2 separate regions of the Homo sapiens genome follow, and region 1 is linked to region 2. The links are chromatin loops, found by intact Hi-C in ENCODE. Cell type or tissue: Caco-2. All regions are shown on one strand.

Region 1 (5,000 bases), 290 kb after region 2:
AATTCATCCTTTAACTTTTCATTTTCCAGTGAGTTTTCTTTGTTATCAATGACTTCTTCCACAAAAGGCTTAGTGAACTCTATTAAGGCCTTGCAACACTGACAAAGGCCATAGTCATCCATTTGTATTTGTTCTTTTGAGTATGGAACAGGAAGAAGAGATAGCTGATTCCAAAGGGTAGACAATGCTAATCCAATTGAATATGCCTTGTTATGAAGTTTCTGAATCACTAAAACAGAGATCAAGTTGTCGCTCATCAAGTATGCTAAACATGGGACAAGAAATTCGGCAAATGTGGAATTATAAGACACTTCCTCCTCCCACATTTTAACAACTCTTGAATCAAGATGACACATCACAGTCTAATTGGCAGTGTTTTTTTCTTCTTAGTTGTGCATAAAATAATACAGCATCTTGCCATGAAATGCTGTTTAGGTTATGTTTATAACAGACTATGTGTAACAGGCTATGTACTTAAGACAGAAACATGTTCTTTCCATGTTTTTGGGTTGTTATAAGCACAAAATATAAGTGTATTGTAAACTATAAAGCACTACACAAATAGGAGGTGGTATTATTAGATTTTTTTTCCCTAGAAGACTGAATATTACAGGTAGTATGAAGCTGGCAGGCATTCATATTTAAAACAAATTTAATTTCTGATTCTAGGTCCCTCTATCAGATTGTGAGATAAACGAATTTCCTAAAATGAAAAATAACCTCTTCCTATGGATACTGTCTGCCTTGGTTGCTAAGACCCATTACCTACCAATACTGTTACTGCACTCAGCCATGGAGCCTTATCATCCCATATCTCCTCGTTTCATTCTTCAGTAGTAGCTTTGCTATGCCCAATCCAACCTCCCAAAGCAGAGGCTGAGCAATGCCTTGCCTGATACTCTTCCAGACTACCATAATGCTATCAGATTTAGTACTGCAGACACCACAGAGGTAACCCTTGAAACATGTTTAGAGAGAAAATTCTAGATTTAAGCAGCAGATAGGAAGGTTAGGCAAAAAGGTATAGTTTTCAATATAGCACATGAAAAATAGTATGACATTCAACAGAATATTTACTGGGTACCCACTCTGGCCAGATACTATAATCTTTCTATGAGCAGCAGTATTCACATTGGCATTGCTATTATTGGTTTAAGCAGAGTACTCACTAATTAGCTGTAAACTTTACTTTGGTGTAGTATTGACATTTTGAGGTAACCATCAAGGCATTTAGAGATACAACAAGAAGTACTCTGATATCAAAATTCTCATTACCTGTTTGTAATGGCTGAAGCAAAAGAAGAATACTTTGGGATATCTGTTTTCCAGAGGGCTCTTCAATCAGTTCAAGCAAACCCAACAATAATTCCTTTGGATTGCATAACTATAAAAATATTCACAATTGAACCTGTTTAATACAAGTTGTATTTAAAGCCACATTATTACTATTTTTAAGAAGGCATGTATCGACAAAATATTATACAATTATGTTTTTGCTTAACATTAAAATTATTTATACAATTGTTGAAAAAATATGCATGAGCAAAACACAGAATCTGTGATGGTCAAGTAACTATAAAACTAAAAAGCAAGAAGTCAATGGATCTTTAGGCTCAGGTTTCCTTTGAGCTTCACCTGTCCACTCTGAAATTGCCTTAACAGATTCTCAGGGGCTCCAGCAGGTGGGACCTTTCAATCCCATGCTGCAAGCCTATTTAGACTAGTCTGGAATCTCTTTTGTATTTTTTGAACAGGTAAAACTTTGCATTGCTTTCTGACTGGCCATATCTTATCATCTCACTTGACTGGTTTTTTAAAAGCTCCCAGCTCCCATAGTCAATAACTCATACAGATGGAGCTCTCCTTCCAATATATATTTGGGTATATTTGCACTGATCACTAAACAGTTTCTTATAATATACTTTTTCTCAGAATTTATCTTTCTTGGCCATCAAATATTGACTGTAAACTCTACTAGCCTTTTACCCAGGGTCGCTTTCTAAGGTTGTTAGTCACAACTGATCTGTATTCTACCCTATTCCTACTTCAATTTTAATCACTTGTATTCTAGGCCTTCCATTTTCTTTTAGGGAACATACCACAAAGGAAAGAGGACTGAGATTTTAATCTAGTTCCAATGTTGCCAAAAGATAAATGTGACCTTGAACTACCTCTCTAAAGCTTGTATTCCACATCTATACGATAAGGCTACTTGTTAAGATATAGCTTCCCAGGTCTCTCCCTGGAGATGCTGAATCAATGGGTCCGATATGAGGTTAATATGAGGTTAGACAATTCTTTTATCCAGAAAATTTGGGAAATCCTGAAATGGAATTGCCTATCCAATCAATAAGACTGGGTCTTTTCTCCAACGAGTTCCTTTCTGCATGTACTTTCATGAACCAAAAGCTTTCTTACCAAACAATAAACATTAAAGGGAATTATAAAATACTGCTGTGTGTTATGATAAAGAGAACCTTGTTTTGTTAACTTACCTTTACCAATAAATCAAAGATCAAAAAATAAACTTTTCTTTTACTATCCTCTTTATCTTTACACAAAAGGCATCGAACAACAGGACCAACGAGATTCCAGCCCATATTCTTGATGATGACCTGTAAAAACATTTTCAGAGTAAAGCAAACACTGCCATCTATAGGACTCTCGCAGTGTGCTTTCCTATCTTGGAAGAGCTCAGAATTGTTTCTGAAATAGGAAGATGAGACAAGTGAAGCCTATGACATTTCACCAGAGACTTTCCAGGGTTGGCTACTAACAGACATCAACATTTTTAAATAGTTTTTAATATGTTCCCTGAGGAAAGGCAAAAGGGTCTTTACTTTTTATCAGGCAAGTTGGTGTTTCCCAAGATTTAAATAGTGCCTCTATTTCCAACAAAAGAGTTAATTTGCTTAATACAGGTACTTAACTTCCACAGACAATTTTGCTCCCCTTATTCATAAAGAAATCCAGCCAATGCTCATGTACCTTTTAAAGTTCTTGGAGTCTCTAAATATAATCCTTGTAATTTATAAAAAAAAGAAGGGATACAACTTCATTAATTTTCTCTCCTACATACAAGTGGCTTCTATGTTCAAAGATATTTCAGAATGCTTACCATACAAGTAAAAGTTTATCTTTATAATGACTAATTCACATTCATTATCAAAACCACTAATTCTCAAAGGATCAACAATGTATTCCACTTCTCTGGCCTGCTTTGTATTTTAACTCATCAGTATTTACCAAGCCTACACTATAATATTCTAGAGGTTAGAAATAAAGTGAGGAACACACTGGATAAGATCACTACCCTCCTAGAGTCCTTCTTTAAAAGCACGGTGGTTGGCTGGGTGCAGTGGCTCATGTCTCTAATCCCAGCACCTTAGGAGGCTGAGGCAGGAGGATCACTTGAGCCCAGGAGTTTGAGACCAGCCTGGGCAACCTAGTGAGACCCTGTCTCTGTTTTTTAAAGTTAAATACATTCTTATTTATTTATTTATTTTGAAACTGAGTCTCGCTCTGTCGCCCAGGCTGGAGTGCAGTGGCGCTGTCCCAGCTCACTGCAAGCTCTGCTTCCTGGGTTCATGTCATTCTCCTGTCTCAGCCCCCCAAGTAGCTGGGGCTACAGGCACCCGCCACCATGCCTGGCTAATTTTTTGCCTTTTTTTTTTTTTTTTTTAGTAGAGATGGGGTTTCACCATGTTAGCCAGGATGGTCTCGATCTCCTGACCTCGTGATCCGCCCACCTCAGCCTCCCAAAGTGCTGGGATTACAGGCGTGAGCCACCGCACCCCGTCTTTTCTTTTCTTTTTTTTTTTTTTTTTAAGCATGGTGGCTCATGCCTGTAATCCCAACACTTTGGGAGGCTGAGGTGGGTGGATCACTTGAGCTCAGGAGTTCAAGACCAGCCTGGGCAACACGGCCAAACCCTGTGTATAAAATACAAAAATTAGCTGGGTCTGGTGGCACACGCTTGTAGCCCCAGCTACTTGGGAGGATGAGTGGGAGGATGGCTTGAGCCTGGGAGGCGAGGTAGCAGTGAGTTGTGATCACACCACTGCAAACCAGCCTGGGTGACAGAGACAGACCCTATCTCAAAAAAATATATAAATAATGAAAAAGCAGATCTAACCCATCTGACAAGAGATTAATAACCAGAATAGAAAAGAAGCTCAAACAACACTAAAGGAAAAAATCTAATAATCCGATTAAAAAATTGGCAAAAGATTTGAATAGACATTTCCCAAAAGGCATACAAATGGCAAACAAGCATATGAAAAGGTACGCATCATTATCATCAGAGAAATGCAAATCAAAACTACAATGGGATATCATCTCACCCCAGTTAAAATGGCTTATATACAAAAGACAGTCAATAACAAATGCTGGCAAGGATGTGGAGAAAAGGAAACCCTCATATATTGTCGCGACATGTATTGTCGCGATCTCAGCTCACTGCAAGCTCCACCTCCTGGGTTCACGTCATTCTCCTGTCTCAGCCTCCCAAGTAGCTGGGGCTACAGGTGCCCGCCACCACTCCCGGCTAATTTTTTGTATTTTTTTTTTTAGATATTGTTGGTAGGAATGTAAATTACTACAACCATTAATGAGAACAGTTTGGCAGTTCCTCAAAAAATACAAAAATAGAGCTACCATATGATCCAGCAATCCCACTGCTGGGTATATACCCAAAAGAAAGGATATCACTATATTGAAGAGATATTTGCACTCCCATGTTCATTGCAGCACTATTTACAATATCTCAGATATGGAAGCAACCTAAGTGTCCATCAACAGATGAATGGATAAAGAAAATGTGGTACACATACACAATGGAGTACTATTTGGCCACAAAAATGAATGACATCCTGTCATTTGCAATAACATGGATGGGACTGTAGACCATTATGTTAAGTGAAAGAAGTCAGGCACAGAAAAACATTGAACGTTCTCACTTTTTTGTGGGATCTGAAAACCAAAACAACTGAACTCACGGA
Region 2 (5,000 bases):
TTCACCATGTTGGTCAGGCTGGTCTCGAACTCTTGACCTCAGATGATCCGCTTGCCTCAGCCTCCCTATTCTGTGTTTGAATATTCCATTTTGTCTTTAATTAAAGTTATATCTCTTCATTGTGGGGAAGGGAATGGAGATCAATGGAGAAAATATCTAAGGCCACACTGGAGGGCATTCCAGGAAGAAGAATAAACAAATATCCAAAGTATGAAATATTTATGTCTACTCTTTTTTTGAAATACATTTTCAAGATACTTGGAGGATAACAGAAGATATGATAGCTATAGGTCATGAGTTACCTAGAATACCAGTGCCATTAATTTGTATACAACAAATTATATACAAATTTGTATACTTTGTGTACAACAAGGAGCTTTGTATAGGAAGCATAATCAGATTTTATTCAATTTTATTTTATTTATTTATTTTTTTGACACAGAGTCTCGCCCTGTTGCCCAGGCTGGAGTGTAGTAGCACAACCTCTGCTCACCGCAACCTCTGCCTCCCGGGTTCAAGCAATTCTCATGCCTCAGCCACCCAAGTAGTTGGGATTACAGGCATGCACCACCATATGCGGCTAATTTTTGTACTTTTTGTAGAGACGATTTCACCATGTTGGCCAGGCTGGTCTTGAACTCCTGGACTCAAGTGATCCACCCACCTTGGCCTCCCAAAGTTCTGGGATTACAGGCGTGAGCCACCACACCCAGCCCCAGGTTTTATAATAGGGAAAAAATTGCTGCTTACCATGTAGAGGATGGATTAAGATGATGCTCTGATGTAGTTAGGATTAAGTAAGGACACTGAATGCTGTAGTCTAGGAAATAAATTATTAGGACCAAAACTAACACAGCAACTGTAGAAAGCATGTGGATATATAAGGTATTTTTGTGGCAGAATTGATATACTTCGTTAGGATGAATGAGCTACTGGGAGATTATCTAATAGTTGGATTGAAAACAGGGGACAGAACTCATTTGGCACATGTTTGAGATGTTACAGAATATCTAAGTGGAAATATAAAGCTAGAAATAGGTTTCTAGAACTAACAGGGTGTAACAGGAATTAGAAATTAGGAATTAACAGTATGTAGAAGCTACTTGAAGCCATAAGAATAAATGAAAACACCCAGGAAAATCTGCAGAGCAGGAAGAGAAAAGCTTAAAGACAAAATTCTAAGAAACAAAACCTCCTCAGTAAAAGTAGAAAAAAATAGTTAAAAGAAGAGGTAATCAATGGTAGAGAAAAAGAAAAAATAGTGTAATAAAAGCCCAGGAAGATAGATTTTTTTTTTAGAAGGAAATCAAAAGTATCACATACTGCAGAGCATTTAAGTAGGATGAGGAATGGAGAGAGAGCATTACATTGGGAATGTGAGAATTTTTACTTTTGCGGAAGCTTTTTTAGTACCTGTTGTGATGGGGCAGAAACCAGATTGTTGTAAATTGAGAAGTAATGGAATTTGAGTGTAGTGAATGTAAAGCATTCTTTGAAGAACTTTGTTGGTAAAGAGGATGGAAAGATATTTGTGGCTTTAACAGGAAAATAGATTTTTTGGAGGAGTGGGCAAGATTATTTTGAGTTTTTTAATTGGAGGGATTTGAACATTTGAAGGCTCATTATAAAGAGCTAAAGTAGGAAAAAGTTACTCTTTTAACTAGAGTATGTTTTATAAGAATGCTAGGGTAGCCTTGCCCTTGAAAAGGAATAGATTATGAAAAACAAAGGTGAGAATGTAGTCAAGGTGTTCTCTTATTCCTAATTTAAGAAAACACCCTATCTATGAAAAGTCAGGCTTTTAATACCTACACCTTCAGTAAGGATCAGTTTATTATATTACTTGAAATTCTGTTTATATGATGCCTATTAGTAAGCTAATATATAAAGGAAAGTTTGGATGATGCCAGAGTAGCTGTTCTTTTGCAGTTAGCAAGATTCTCAGAAACAACATGGTTTACATTTGCCAACTGTAGGTGGCACTATGCCCAAGGGAAATTGCAAATGTATGTGAGCCATAAAATTTATAGAGACATTTTCTTTTTCTGGAGTTAAATCTCAATAGAAATAAATTTTTTGTTAAACCTTACAATTAAATGATAAAAGCAATATGTTGAAGTTTTCTTATTGGAAAAATAGTTTGACAAAATGTTAGAGTACATAAAAGATTAAAAAATGAATTTTTAAGTGTTACTGGTTTTCATCACACCTGCCCACATATGATCTCCACATGAAATGGACAATGTTGAATTTTTTTTCCTTATAAGTTGAAGCTTTTAGCCATACCCTTATCCTTATAGTTTACCCTTTCCCCTTCTCATAAAAACTTCACTAAATTGCCGCCATGAAAAGGGATGAGTTCATGTCCTTTGCAGGGACATGGATGAAGCTGGAAACCATCATCCTCAGCAAACTAATACAAGAACAGAAAACCAAACACTGCATGTTCTCACTCATAAGTGGGAGTTGAACACTGAGAGCACATGGACACAGGGAGGGGAACATCACACACTGGGGCCTGTTGGGGGATGGGGGGCTAGCAGAGGGGTAGCATTAGGAAAAATACCTAATGTAGATGACAGGTTGATGGGTACAGCAAACCACTATGGCACGTGTAACAAACCTGCACATTCTGCGCATGTATCCCAGAACTTAAAGTATAATAAAAAAATTTTTTTAAACTTCACCAAATTATATTGAGTTTTTAAAATATTTAGGCTGTTATATAAACATGAATTCATAATTGCAAATGAAAAAGTAAATCCAGGAGTTTGCTATCTCATAGGAGAAATAAACAACTGGTATATAAAGTAAAAATAATGTGCCCTGAAAGAACCTAAAGTGAAGTTTAAGGAGGTGAAGAAGGCAGAATCACCTGATGTGTTTGGCAGATACATATTTTACAGAATGAGTATCATTTGAGCTGGATAGTGCAGAAAAAAAATAAGGCTTACCTATGTTTATTTAGTATGGAAAGGCATTTGGATGGAGGAAGCAACATGAATGTGAAGGTATTTAGGCAACTCATAATTCCATGTGATTAAAGATTTGGTTGGATTAAACAGGAATGTGGAAAATTACAAAGGTAGACCAGGTTTAGATCATTTAACCCTTTAGATACTTTGGACTTAATTATAATAGCATAGTCAGTGGGGAGGCAATGAAGGTTTTTTTGAGTGAAGGTGTGCCTCTGAGTGATTAATTTGCCAATATTATTTAGGTGAGTTGAAGGAAAGGAGAATATAGAGACCAGAGAAGGGAAGGAGACCAGCTGGGCTGTTGCAGTAGTAGGGAAAAAATGACATAAAGTGATAGAAGGAAAGAGAAGGGGAAAGTTAAAAGAAATTGCAAGAGTAGAATGGGCAGGTCTGCAAAATATGAAAACATGCTGGGTTAATAACCCAGGGATATAAGCTTCGGTGGCTCACAGGATACTGGCTGGATACTGTCCAGGTTGACAGACCCGGGACACAAGATGAAGAATAGGCTTCTGAGGAAAGATGAGTTTTGTAGTCTTTTGAGGTATCACAGGGTCATTCATGTAAAAATATTTTTCAGAGAGTTGGACCCTTGACATACTTCCTAGGCTTTTATGACACCTCTCTTAACAATCCCATCTGTCTGTTCCTTACAGATATCTCTTTATTTGCCTCCCTTTAGATGTTGATAATTCTCTGAATTGCATCCTTAAGCCTCTCTGTTTTTTTCATCTACCCCAGAATTTCCCAACCATGTTTCAAAGCACAGTCTTACTGAATGAATGTCCCCTCAGCTCTTATAGCAATGAGCTGGGAGCAGCCTTTCCATTTATGCAGGTGGCCATACATTGATCATTTTCTATATATCATGACATGGAAAAGGTTGGAAGCAGTGCTCTATACTTGGGTGATCTTTGGCATCCATGACTTCTAGTCTCATTTTTACAATTCAAATGTATCCAGGCCCCAGGCATGTTTATACAACTCTACTAAATGTCTTTACTTAAACATCACATAGGCATTCCAAACACAGCCATGTAAAAACTGAATTCCCCCTTTTAGTCCTCAGATTGTATTTATTTTTTTGAGACAGTCTGCCTGTGTTGCTCAGGCTGGAGTACAGTGGCGCAAATATGGCTCACTGCAGCCTCAACCGCCTGGGCTCAAGTCATCCTCCTACCTCAGCCTCTCAAGTAGCTGGGACCACAAATGTGTGCCACCATGCCCAGCTAAGTTGTTATTTGTTTGTTTTGTTTGGTAGAGATGGGATCTCACCATGGCTGGTCTCAAACTTCTGGGCTTAAGGAATCCTCCCGCCTTGGCCTCCCAAAGTGCTGGGATTGCAGGCCTGAGCCAGTGCACCCAGTCTGGTCCCCAGATTTTAATCCTTCCTCTTTAATTGTCAATAATGGCACTATCACCACTTACCAACTTAGAGTCAGCAAATTAAGGGTCACTTTAGAATTTCACTTACCATACATACTTTTTCTCCTTCCTAAATAATCACTGACAGGAAGCAGAGAAGGGAAGGCAGTCCTATACTTACAGCTTTTCTCACTATTTTTTCCCTTTCCTTGTTGAAGTGAGGAAACATGGCTACATTGAGGCTGTGTACAGACGTACAAATTAAAAATGTGAGCTTTTGTTCTGCATTCTTTGACAGTGTTTTGTCTTGCCCTCCTATGCTCACTGCTATTCCTTGATGTTCCTTGCTCTCTTCTTCTAACCTCAACCTCAGTATGATTTAGCCAGAGAATCAGTCAAGGGATTGATGGATGGTAGAAGCTTAAATGTAAGTCCCTATAATATGTAAGTGGCCAGGATTTTGTTAGTTTGGGTTAGTTAACAAAGACAGCAGCTCAGTTTTGATTTGTCCCTCTTGTTCTTCAGCCACGAATTAGAACCTGTAGACTATGACTAGAGAGAATTGAATCAAGTGATCAATTAAGTTTCACGCATCAGGATGTTCCATGTTGCAGATGACAGAAAACTCAGCCCAAACTGATTTAATAAAGGAATTTT

Evidence for each region. Peaks named below come from ENCODE experiments on the same cell type or tissue, not always from the same donor. Only the 100,000 strongest peaks of a DNase experiment are listed, where the experiment ranks them.
Region 1: it touches region 2 in a loop (13-fold over the local background); 53 of 110 quality-filtered maps call a loop at or near these places.

The regions. Positions count from the first base shown.
Region 1 is chr1:92,288,923-92,293,922 of GRCh38, forward strand. GLMN (glomulin, FKBP associated protein) reads right to left here. Exons shown (of 19, transcript NM_053274.3): 4 at 2,496-2,615; 5 at 1,276-1,384; 6 at 1-229. Among named protein-coding and RNA genes, the nearest start is that of GLMN, 7.6 kb to the right of the region's middle. In Caco-2, a CTCF peak has its summit at 2,642 (motif pointing left); no DNase peak of the experiment used is centred here.
Region 2 is chr1:91,995,832-92,000,831 of GRCh38, forward strand. The region is part of intron 15 of BRDT (bromodomain testis associated); the gene reads left to right. Among named protein-coding and RNA genes, the nearest start is that of EPHX4, 32 kb to the right of the region's middle. In Caco-2, a CTCF peak has its summit at 2,005 (motif pointing right); no DNase peak of the experiment used is centred here.